Linked DNA regions of Homo sapiens: region 2 is linked to region 1. The links are chromatin contacts, found by Hi-C or POLR2A ChIA-PET in ENCODE. All regions are on one chromosome and are shown on one strand. Each heading gives the region's core, a stretch centred on a gene start or an enhancer-like site at or near the end of the contact. The rest is flanking DNA. Distances are from core to core; before and after follow the strand shown. Region 1 holds the start of ZNF284 (zinc finger protein 284). Region 2 overlaps SMG9 (SMG9 nonsense mediated mRNA decay factor).

Region 1 (6,020 bases), core at 2,145-4,644:
AGTGGACAAATCTGAAAGACTTCATCTTGGCCAAGTGAACAAAGTTGAGATCACCAGTGAAGGGACAAACCAACATCATTTGGACACTGTTAGGTTGCAATGAAAAGGACATCTCACCACTACTATGGTATCCCTGCCAATCATGCATACTCTAAACGTAAACATGAAATTTACCAGACAAACCCCAAATGAATGTCTTTCTGCAAAACAACTTGCCTATACTCTTCAAAAAACCATGCATATAAAAGACAAAGGCTGTGGAATCCTTCTAGATTAAACAAAAGTATAGAAATGTGACAATAAAGACAATGCATAAAATTGGACTTTGAATGGGGTTACAGGTAAAAAGTGGGGCAAGGGATAGTTATAAGGACCAAAAGAAGAAACTGAATAAATTTAAATATGGAAGCTGCAGATTAGATAACAACGTTATGTAATATGGTATCCAACACTATCTAATAAATGACACTACAACTACTATTATTAGCTTTTTAACAGATGTGATATGTAATAGATAACAATATTATTTAATATAATATTTAATTATTTTTTTGAGACAGAGTCTCACTCTGTCATCCAGATCAGAGTGCAGGGGCGCCATCTCAGCTCACTGCAGCCTCTGCCTCCCAGGTTCAAATGATTCTTATGCGTCAGCCTCCCTAATAGCTGGGATTACAGGCGCACGCCCCCTCAAATTTTAAAAAAGTAACTTCACAGTGGACAAATCAGCTAATTTTTGTATTTTTAGTAGAGATGGGGTTTCTCCATGTTGGCCAGGCTGGTCTTGAACTCCTGGCCTCAAGTGATCCACCTGCCTCGGCCTCCCAAAGTGCTACAATTACAGACATAAGCCACCATGCCTAGCCAGTATAATATCTAATAGTATCTAGCATGTTATGTGAAACCCTATAACCAGCCCTTTCTAAACACCTCTTACCAAGACACCCCACAATTATCTTGAAATGTGGGCTTCTTTGCTGCAGAAAGCTACAAGCAACTGTCTCTGGCTACAGGTATGTTCCTGGTGGTATCTGGGTGATCAGCAAGAACAAAGCAAACAGGAAAAATGTAAACATTTGGCAAATTTGGGTAAAGAGTATATGAGAATTTCTAACACTATTTTTGCAATTTTTCTATAGGTTTCAAATGATATGAAAATAAAACGTTAAATATTTTTTTTTTTTGAGACCGGGAGGCAGAGGATGCAGTTTCGCTCTTGTTGCCCAGGCTGGAGTATAATGGTGCAATCTTGGCTCACTGCAACCTCCGCCTCCCGGGTTCAAGCGATTCTCCTGCCTCAGCCTCCCGAGTAGCTGGGATTACAGGCATGCGTCACCATGTCTGGCTAATTTTGTATTTTTAGTAGAGATGGAGTTTCTCCATGATGGTCAGGCTGGTCTCAAACTCCCGACCTCAGGTGATCCGCCCACCTCGGCCTCCCAAAGTGCTGGGATTACAGGCGTGAGCCACCATGCCCGGCCAATATCAGGAAACATTTACCAAAAAAAAAATGAGATAACGATGAGATAAATTAGGATGAGCATGATATAACATGTAAGTTCACTAGCTATTTCCCTCTTGGCAGTGTTTCCAAATTTCCATAGTTAAACACATAAGGGAAAACACATTTTTTTAATCATAAAATTTTGTTTAAATGTTTATAAATAAATATGCAAATATGCCAAAGAAAGACCAAAAAGAAATGCACCGGGTGCGGTGGCTCACGCCTGTAATCCCAGCACTTTGGGAGGCCGAGGCTGGTGGATCATGAGGTCAGGAGATCAAGACCATCCTGGCTAACACGGTGAAACCTCATCTCTACTAAAACTACAAAAAAATTAGCCGGGCGTGGTGGCGGGCGCCTGTGGTCCCAGCTACTCACACAGGAGGCTGAGGCAGGAGAATGGCGTGAACCTGGGAGGCGGAGTTAGCAGTGAGCCGAGATCGTGCCACTGCACTCCAGCCTGGGCAACACAGTGAGACTCTGTCTCAAAAAAAAAAAAAAAATGCACTCGAAGTTTAACAGTTACTATCTTTACATGCTGGATTCATGGGTAATTATAAACTTGTACTACTCGTATTTCTCCAATTTCTGAACGCTCCACAATCATACCGCTGCATAACAAGTGAAATATTTGTAATAAATGAAATAGTTCTAATGAATGAAATAGTTGATAAACTCCCAGAACAGTCCAAGCCCATAAGCCTTGCTCTCAAGGCTCCCTTCAATCAAGTCCTAGCTTGCTTTCCCCACTAGATTCCAGCTAGTTCCTCTGCCTCAATGAGAATGTATCCAAAAGATTATCAACTAAGGCTCTGACCTGTAACGCCCAGGTTTCAACCGCAGCTCCACCTCTTACTGCTTAGGTGACTATTCTCAGATAACTCCTGCTCCTTTGTATCTCACTCATCTTTAAAACTGAAAAAAGTAGTACCTCTCCACAGAGCCACGGTGTGGCGAAAATGTGACTACTTGTATAAAGCTCTTGGGATAAAGTTACCAATTGAGGCTTAATTATTATCAACACCCATGCCTGAGGACACATCCTACACTCTTGGTCGGGGTGAGCATCTCTGTAAAAGAAAAAAAGCCAAGGACCACTCTCGTGGAACTTTGCCCTCAGTAGCCAAGAAGTCCCTCCCTGCAGCTCTTTTTGAGAATCAGGCTGGGGAAGGAGAAAGCTGTGAAACACCCTGACCGCATTGCCGTCCGGCATAAAAGTTAAATGTTCCTCTCCCTTCGTGGAAATGGAAACAACCCTCGCCTTCCTAAAAAGAGGTCAGAAGCGTCCGGGATCACCCAGCGTCCTGCAGGAATCAGAGACAAGGGCGGGGATCCCTGCAGATGGAGCTCTGACCCCACCCGGGGACCTGACAGGCTTCGTGGGAAATAAACACTAAGAAGAGACCACCAGTCACTAAGGGAGGGGCTGCTTTAAGGCTTTCATTTGTGTTACCTCTTCCAGTTCCCAAAACGATTTCATTAGGATGGTCCTAAAGTCCCCATTTTAAAGAACAGCAGTGGGAGGTACAGGGAGATTAATAACATCCCAACCCTAAATTGTGAGAAAGTAGCCTCACAGGTGGGATGGAGGGAGGCGGACTGAGCGAGCTGAGAGCCCCAAAAACCCTCAAACCAGGCGAGACGCGTCCCGACCAAGTCCCAACCCCCAGCCTCATGCCCGGGGACGCGAGGACAGCCCCAAGACCAAGAAGGCTCCGCTGACAAGAACGAAAAGAGAGGCCGTTGTCCCTCCAAACCTCCGTTTTCCAACGAGACTCCTTCTCCCCTTAGTCAACTTCCAGGTGGTTGCGAGCCAGCATCGTAAGGGGACACGTTTAGAAGGACCGACAAGACACAGGACTGACACCAAACTACCACCGAATGCACTGCAGCAACCTCGCCCCCCGGGAGCGGAAGTGCCCCTACCCCGCGCAGCGTGTGAACTACATTTCCCAGAATTCCCCGGATACGCCGTCCTGAGCCTACTTGCTCGTCATTCAACAGATCTCCTGCGCTACACTTCCTTGAATCTCAAAGGAGACGTTCTATAGTATCACCTTCCGGCGGGAAGCGTGGGACTCCGCGGTGCTCTTTGACTACACTTCCTGCAATGCCCACGAGGAATGAATCCCATAGACCCAAGCGCCTGGTTTGGAATATGGACTGTGGCCCTGAGAGTGGTCCTTCCCTCTCCCTGCGTCCTCGAGAGAAAATATTGAATAGACAGGAATTCCTGAAGTCTACACGCCTCCCATGATGACAGGAGTGTTACTGAAAGAGAACAAAGCAAGGAGATACAATCTTCAAGGAGTTAGCGGGGAGTGACTGTGGAGCGGTCAGGAGATGGCTGAAAGGCTAATATACTAGACGCTAATAGTATGAGGCTAAATCTAAGAGCTTAAATAATGGGCCAGGAAAAATGGTTTGGGAGAGGCATTGAGTGGGGCACCAGCCCCTGGTACAACCAGACACTGTTGTACCACTGGTTTGGCAAGAAAAACAACCACAGTTTAAGTGTTTAAGAGGGCTGTAAGAGTTAAAGAGAAAAAAAAAAAAAACACGAAAAGCGGCTCAACAGTCAAAGACAGGTTCGTTTTGGAGAATAAACCGAGAGGGCCTTCTGGCCGATTGCAGTCAGGAGCGCTCTCTCTTACGGACTAAGAGTATGTATTGGCTTTAGGGAGAGAGAGCTTACCACAGGCTTAGAATGTTTCTGTATTGGGGAGAAGTCTGTTGTGGGGTTGGAATATCTCTGGTTGGAGGGGAAGTTATCTTGGGACTGACATCTCTCCAATGGAAGGGAGGTTATCTCGGTGCTGGCATGTCTCTGGTCAGGGAGGGGTTTATCTTATGGTTGGAATGTTTCTGATTGGAGATGTCATTTGTGGTTTATGGTCATGCTGACCTTAGCCATTAGGCTGATGCCCTTTGGATTTAGGCAGTTTTTGATCAACGCGAACTTTAAAATGGCAGTGTTTGTCCAAGATGGCGATGCTCCTGCCCTGTCAAGGGCCAATATGGAGGGCCAATTGCCCTCCTGGAAAAGCTATCTTCCCACTTTTAAAGTTTTCATATTAATATTCTTTAGACGTGGAAATGCCACATTTAAGAGAAATTAAACTGCTTAGTATTGTGAAAGGAAAATATCTTGGGCCCCCAAAATCACTAAGGAAATCTCAAGCTGGAAATCGCTTAGGGCAAACCTGCCTCCCATTCTATTCAAAGTCACTCCTCTATCTGTCCTTGCTATCACGAGAACAGCATGGGAAAGACCCACTCCCATGATTCAATTACCTCCTACTAGGTCCCTTTCATGATATGTGGGAATTATGGGAGCTATAATTCAAGATGAGATTTGGGTGGAGACACAGCCAAACCGTATCAGTATGTGTAGATTTCTTATTTTCCATTATTACTTAAAAGAAAGCACGTTTCTAACTCTTCTATGGTCATGTAACAACATATCCTAGAAATCACTTCATGTACAGTACATTCTTTTTAGTGCTGCGTAAACTAGAAAATCCAGAAATAAATTTCTACACCTACAGTGAGCTCATTTTCAACAAAGGTGCTAAGTATATATATTGGGAAAAGGACAGTCTCTTCAATAAATGGTGCTAGAAAAACATGATATCCACATATAGAAGAATGAAACTTCAACCCTGTTGTTCACCATATACAAAAATAAAATCGAAATGGATTAAAGACTTAAATCTAAAACCTCGAACTATGAAACTACTACAAGAAAACATTGGGGAAATGTTCCAGGACATTGGTCTGGGCAAAGATTTCTTGAGTAATACCCCAAAAGCATAGACAACCAAAGCAAAAATGGACAAATGGGATCACGTCAAGTTAAGAAGCTTCTGCACAGCAAAGGAAGCAATCAACAAAGTGAAGAGACAACCCACACAATAGGAGAAAATATTTGCAAACTATCCATCTGACAAGGGATTAATAACCAGAATATAAGAAGCTCAAACCAAATAGGAAAAAATTTAATAAATCAATTTTAAAATGAGCAAAATATCTGAATAGACATTTCTCAAAAGAGGGCATACAAATGGCAAACAGGTATATGAAAAGGTGCTCTACATCATAGATCATCAGATAAATACAAATCAAAACTACCATGAGATATCCCACTCCAGTTAAAATAGCTTTTATTCAAAAGACAGGCAATATCAAATGTTGGTGAGGATGTGGAAGGAGTGAAGGAGGGAATCCTCGCACATTGTTGGTGGGAATGTAAATTAGTAGAACCACTGCGGAGAACAGTATGGAGGTTCCTCAAAAAATTAAAACTATATCAAAGTGATATCTGCACCCTCCCCTGCAATGTTTATTGCAGCACTATTCACAATAACCAAAATTTGGAAGCAACCTAAGTATGCATCAACAGGTGAATGGATACAGGAAATGGACATATACACAATGGAGTACTATTCAGCCACAAAAAGAATGAGATTTTGTTATTTGCAACAATATGGATGGAATTGGAAGGACATTACATTCA
Region 2 (6,020 bases), core at 2,213-4,712, 350 kb after region 1:
CCTACCCTCAGTTAAATCCACTCTGCGATTTGGTACAGTACCAACCCTCATCTGCTCAGTTAAATACAGTACATGATCTTAGTTTGAGGTTTCCCAAAGTATGTCTCCAAATTGGTCTCGCCACCCCAAATTAATCCATCGTTCAGTAAAGCAGTCAGCTCCAGTCCAGCTGGCTGAGTCTGTTCATCCATTGCCCTCCCCCACCCCCTGCCGCCCGTGGCACATATTTGTCTCCCTGGTTTCCTCCTGCTTTCAAGCATCCCATACAGCCCTGGTGTTTCATACCATGGGGATCCAGGGCCTTGTGAGAAACAACTGAAGTGAGGGGGGGCGGGGGGTCAGTGAAGAAAGCACTCAGCAGGGCCAGAGAAGGTCAGGCCAGAAGTGGATAGAATGCCAGTCTCTACAGAGGGCTGAGGCCTGGGAGACAGGAGGCCCAGCACAGGCTCTGGCACAGCCACTTCCTGACCGACTGTAGTAGGCAAGGAGCCTCCCCTCTCTGGCCATTATTCCAACATTTAAGATCATCCTCGAGGCCCTTCAGAGCTGTGACATTCACTGCCCTTTTACCGAAATGCTTCTAAATCCTTTGCCCCACTGTCGTGATCTCTACAGAACCCTCCTGACCATCCTCTCCAGCTAGATAACCCAGCTCTTCCCTGCCTTGTCAAAATGTCTGCCCCAAGTCTCATCCCCACCCCTGCTTCCCCAGGGGGTCTTCCTGCTGGTTGATTTGGGGGTTTGCCAGAGTAGGAAAGGTGGTGGGGGCAACGGCCAGAGAAAGATGGGAGACCCAAGGCAAGACGGCACCAGACAGCATGCAACTCAGTCCAGGAGAGTTGGAGCTTCAGTTTCTTCCATCCCAGCCCCTTTCAGCACAAGGCTGGGGACAGAGAGAACTGTGCCCTCCCAGCCCTAACCTACCACCTCCTGCTGGCCCAGCTCAGGGCTGAGATTGTTGATTGGATTCACCTGTGATCTTGTGGTCAGTGTTGCCAAGGAAGGTCTGAATCAGCACACTCTTGGTGTCCCTGGCTGCCAAATCCAGGGGCGTGTGAAGCATCCGGTAGATGGTGGTGAAGGAGGTGCTGCAGGTGACCAGGATGCCCGGATGGGTGAAATGAGGCACTCTGGAAATCCGGCCTAGCGTTTCCACCACCACCACCGTGGTGATCTGGTGACCTTGGTCCAAAGGCCCTGTCCCACCTCCAGGGTTTTGTGCAGGGGCTGGCTCGTTGAGGCAGTTTGACAGAGGAGTCAAACTGGCAGTAGCCTTCTGAACAGTGGGTAAGTATGTACCGGTCACCCGCCACCCCCTTTACATCCAGCAGAGGACTCAGGCTGATGCTGCCAGCAGGCCACTGTGGACACCAGCTAGATATACTGCTGCAGGGAGGCCTTCTGCTCTAGGATGGGCTGCAAGATGGGCCTGGCCACCAGGAATGCCTGCTGCTTGTGGCTCTCCAGTCCCTTCATCATTCCCAGCAGGTGGAACTCACGCTTTTCAATTCAGACACAGGAATACATTGGTATCCTTCTCACCCTCCACTGCAGGAAACATGAGCACCGCTCAATCAGCTTCTACACTGGAGCAGGCCATGTTGTGCTGGCAGCTGCCTGGGCTCAAGCGCCTGTCATGAGCGCAGCACTTGGCCTAAGAATGTCAGCCCTGCAGCCAGGCTGCCTATGTTCAGATCCCAGCCTTGCCATCTACCACCTGTGTGGCATTGGACAAGTTGCTAAAGCTTGCTGGGCATCTGTTTTGTCTGCAAAATAAGGTGATGATTGTACCTACCTCCTAGGGGTGTTGTGGTGATTAATTGAGTTCATAATGGTGTCTGTTTTAGTCGGTTCTTGCATTGCTGTAAGGAAATACCTGAGACTGGGTAATTTATAAAGAAAAGGGGTTTAATTGGCTCAGAGTTCTGCAGGCTGAACCAGAAGCATGGTGCTGGCATCTGCTCGGCTTCTGGGGAGGCCTCAGGAAACTTACAATCATGGCGGAAGGTGAACTGGGAGCAGGTACTTCACATGCCCAGAGCAGGAGCAAGAGGGGGCAGGTGGCACACACTTTGAAACCACGAGCTCTTACAACAGATTCACTATTGTGAGGACAGTACCAAGGGGCTGGCGCTGAACCATGAGAAACCACCCCCATGATGCCGTCCCTCCCGCCAGGCCCCACCTCCAACAGTGGTGACTACAAACTACAAGTTGACATGAGATCTGGTGGGGACACAGATCCAAACCATATCAGTGCCTGACCTATGCTGAGCCTCAATAAATGTTAAATGCCACCATCATCCACAGGTGCCAGGTCTGCATTGGGCACATAGCATTTTGCAATCCTCTAACTTTGCAAATAAATGAGCCAATACATACTCTTTCTCCTTAATGCAAGCGATTGGTCTCTATCACCAGTGACTGAGAAGTGCCGACTGTTAGGGAATGGCAGCTAAAAAGCATTATTTCACTACAAAGTCTAGTTCAGTCATGCGCTGGTACCGGGGGTGACCTCTTTTCCCACTCTGGGCCTCTGCTGGAAGACGAAGGGGAAGGGGTGGGCAGTATCTCAAGGGTCCAGGCTCTCCTTCTCTGCCACCAGTACCCCAGAGCATGTCCCTGACCTTCCAGCTACTGTTGACAGCCATCCAGGATCTGGCTGAGCCCACTCTCCTCAGAGAAGGTGCTGGGGTGGCAGCTTTGGGGGTGGCAAACTCCATCTTGGAGCAGAGGAAGGAGAAACGCCCTGCTGCAGGATCTCGCGAGCCAGCTGGGCATGGCCGGTGGTCAAATGCTCTGATGCAATGATAATGAGGATGTAACGGTCCAGCAGCACCTGCTGGAGGTACTTGTCAGCCTAAAAAGTGGGCGTGCCTATGCCTGGCCGGTCTGATGATGACCGTGGGTGCGGGTAGGGTGTAGGGTCCACAGCCATTTCTATCACAGCCATGCAGGCTGAGTTAGGGTCTTTATTTCGTAGCCTCTCATGATATTGACAGGTCAACTTGCCTGAGCCTGTGCCCTTGGTAGTGCCAGCGTGCAGCCTGCATTCTCCCGTGAACAAAGTGTGGCCTGCAACTTGGCAGCAACTGCTGGCAGATTCCCCATCTTGCGGGCCTCCGTCAGAGCCCTGGCTGCCTCTCACGACAGCATCAGTATCTTGAACTGGCTGAGGGCTGGCTGGGCTGTACTTGCCATGGGTTGCCTGACCCCTAGTTCTCCAGCTTCAGAACGTGGTGACCCTTAGCAGAACAGGGGAGGGAGTATTTTCACCCTGAGTTACCCATTCTCCAATCCCTCTGCATGCCTGTCATAAATGTGTTACAATATACTTGCTGCCTTGGCATCCACTTTTAGGCCTGACATACATTGTTTGAAACTCAACGAAACCTCATCACCTTGGCCTAGTAAAACTTCCCCTTCCCCTTGTGGCTTGCAGTTTAGCCCACTTGTTCCTCATCTCACCAATCCAAAATCCAACAACATCCTACAGTGGCTGACCATGGCCCTATGGGATGGTCAACATCAGAGCGATGTAAATAAGTTCCCCCTTCAAGCGTGTTTTCTTTAAAATAGCCAATCCACAACCACCATGGGAAAGCCTAAGGGAATACAGGCATAGGCCCACAGGTTGTTTTTTTTTTTTTTTTGAGACGGAGTCTAGCTCTGTTGCCCAGGCTGGAGTGCAGTGGCGCAATCTCGGCTCACTGCAACCTCTGGCCTCCCGGGTTCAAGTGATTCTCCAGCCTCAGTCTCCCGAGTAGCTGGGATTACAGGTGCCCGCCACCACCCCTGGCTAATTTTTTGTATTTTTAATAGAGATGGGGTTTCACTATATGTTGGCCATGCTGGTCTCGAACTCTTGACCTCAGGTGATCCACCCACCTTGGCCTCCCAAAGTGCTGGGATTACAGGTGTGAGCCACTGCACACAGCTCTCCATGACTGTTTGACACTATCTTTTGATTCCCTAAAAAATGTTTACAAGAATTTCCGCTAGATAATGCTGAACTGGCTGAACTATGGATATAGATGGATCGTATCTGAAAGATGACAATGGTAAAAACTGTGTAAGATATGTAGTTACCACTTCCTTCGAAGTTGCTGAAGCCGCCCCTTACCTGTGGCTACTTTTTTTTTTTTCTTTTGAGATGGAGTCTTGCTCTGTTGCCCAAGCTGGAGTACAGTGGCGCAATCTCAGCTCACTGCAACCTCTGCCCACTGGATTCAAGCAATTTTCCTGCCTCAGCCTCCCGAGTAGCTGGGATTACAGGCACCCACCACCATGCCCAGCTAATTTTTTTGTATTTTTAGTAGAGACAGGGTTTCGTCATGTTGGCCAGTCTTCCTGAACTCCTGACCTCAAGTAATCTGCCTACCTCGGCCTCCCAAAGTGCTGGGATTACAGGTGTGAGCTGCTGCGCCTGGCCCCTGTGGCTACTTTTGCACGAAAAGCTAAACTCACTGCCCTTGCTGGCCTCCTCGTGAAAGGGCAATCTGTTACTCTATACAGATAGTAGATATGCCTTTGGGGTTGCTCCTGATTTTGGACTGCTATGGAAATGAAGGGGTTTACTCACGTCCACTGGAGGTCAAATTAAAAATGGATCCTATGTACGGGACTTACTGGATGCCATCCAGCTGCCAGCTGCCTTGGCTATTATGGAAACTCCCGGACATTCAAGGTTAACCTCTGCGGAAGCTAGAGGAAACAGTCTTGGCTGATAATGCCGCAAAGGATGCTGCTGTTAAAGGTTCGGTTCCTCAAATCTCTCTTGAGGCCCAGCTAAAAGAGCCACCAAAAGGTGATCTAAAAATGATTACCAAAGATGCACAAAATTGGGCACCAGAAACGGAAGAACAAAATTGGAAAGATCACACTGCTAGTTCAATGATTTGAAAAAAAAAAAAAAAAAAAAAAAAAAGCTGTGTTTAAGGCCTGATAACCAGTTCTCTCCAAGTCAATATTCTTAACTACAGTACATAATCTGACCCACTGGGGAACTTACAAATTGTTTTATGAAACAATATTAGGGGGAGTGACATTAAAAGAAGCTGTACTGGCCAAGTGCAGTGGCTCTCGGGCCTGTAATCCCAGCACTCTGGGAGGCCGAAGGGGGCGGATTGCTTGAGTCCAGGAGTTCGAGACCAGCCTGGGCAACATAGGGAAATCGTGTCTCTACTAAAAATATCAAAATAAGTAGTTTCAACTACTGGGGAGGCTGAGGTGGGAGAGTCACCTGAGCCTAGGAGATCAAGGCTGCAGTGAGTGGAGATCGTGCCATTGCACTCCAGTCTGAGTGACAGAATGAGACCCTCTCTCAAAAAAAAAAAAAAAAAAAAAAAAAAAAGCTGCCAAAAAAAAAAAAAAAAGCCTATTTGGCACTTGTGCCACCTGCCGTAAGTTTAACTCAGGAAAATGTGTACATCCCGATCCTGGACATTTTAATCTACCTAATGGGCCCTTCAAGGTTTGGCAAATGGATTTTATCCAACTACCCACTTCCGTGTGTGTGTGTGTGTGTGTGTGTGTGTGTGTGTGTGTATATATATATATATATATATATATGTACTAGTAACAGTTTGCACATTCTCCTATTGGGTAGAGGCTTTCCTGGTAGACAAGCCACTGCTTCAGCTGTGGCCAAAATTCTCCTGGAAAAAAAGTATTCCCACCTAGGGAACTCCCCTTGAAGTACATCGTGATCAGGAGCCCATTTTACTGGCCATATAATAAAACAAGTGAGTTCAGTTTGGCCAATTTCTCAGCATTTCCACTGTCTACAATCCCCAATCTTCTGGCTCAGTGGAACAAACAAGGGGAACTATAAAAACCCAGTTGGATGGCCGGGCACAGTAGCTCACCCCTGTAACCCCAGCACTTTGGAAGGCTGAGGCAGGCAGATCACTTGAGATCAGGAGTTCAAGACCAGCCTGGCCAACATGGTGAAACCCCATCCCTATTAAAAATACAAAAATTAGCCAGGTGTGGTGGTACACGCCTATAATCCCAGCTAC

Evidence for each region. A loop is a pair of places that touch in the nucleus more often than their neighbours do. ChIA-PET counts read pairs that join two places held with the same protein, here RNA polymerase II (POLR2A). Pooled maps may share reads with other maps.
Region 2: a pooled map shows a loop between it and region 1 (4-fold over the local background). The contact joins the enhancer-like site here to the promoter of ZNF284 in region 1. A Hi-C loop is called at or near these places in 1 of 50 pooled maps. POLR2A ChIA-PET finds 5 or more read pairs at or near these places in 2 of 52 experiments (IMR-90 and activated T-cell).

The regions. Positions count from the first base shown.
Region 1 is chr19:44,069,533-44,075,552 of GRCh38, reverse strand. ZNF284 (zinc finger protein 284) reads right to left here and starts at 3,394. Exons shown (of 5, transcript NM_001037813.4): 1 at 3,262-3,394.
Region 2 is chr19:43,724,358-43,730,377 of GRCh38, reverse strand. It overlaps SMG9 (SMG9 nonsense mediated mRNA decay factor), which reads left to right. Exons shown (of 14, transcript NM_019108.4): 14 at 1-2,395. Among named protein-coding and RNA genes, the nearest start is that of IRGC, 11 kb to the right of the region's middle. Within about 2 kb of position 3,462, at least 5 of the 41 ENCODE cell types and tissues checked have a DNase peak (open chromatin) inside an H3K27ac peak, as active enhancers do.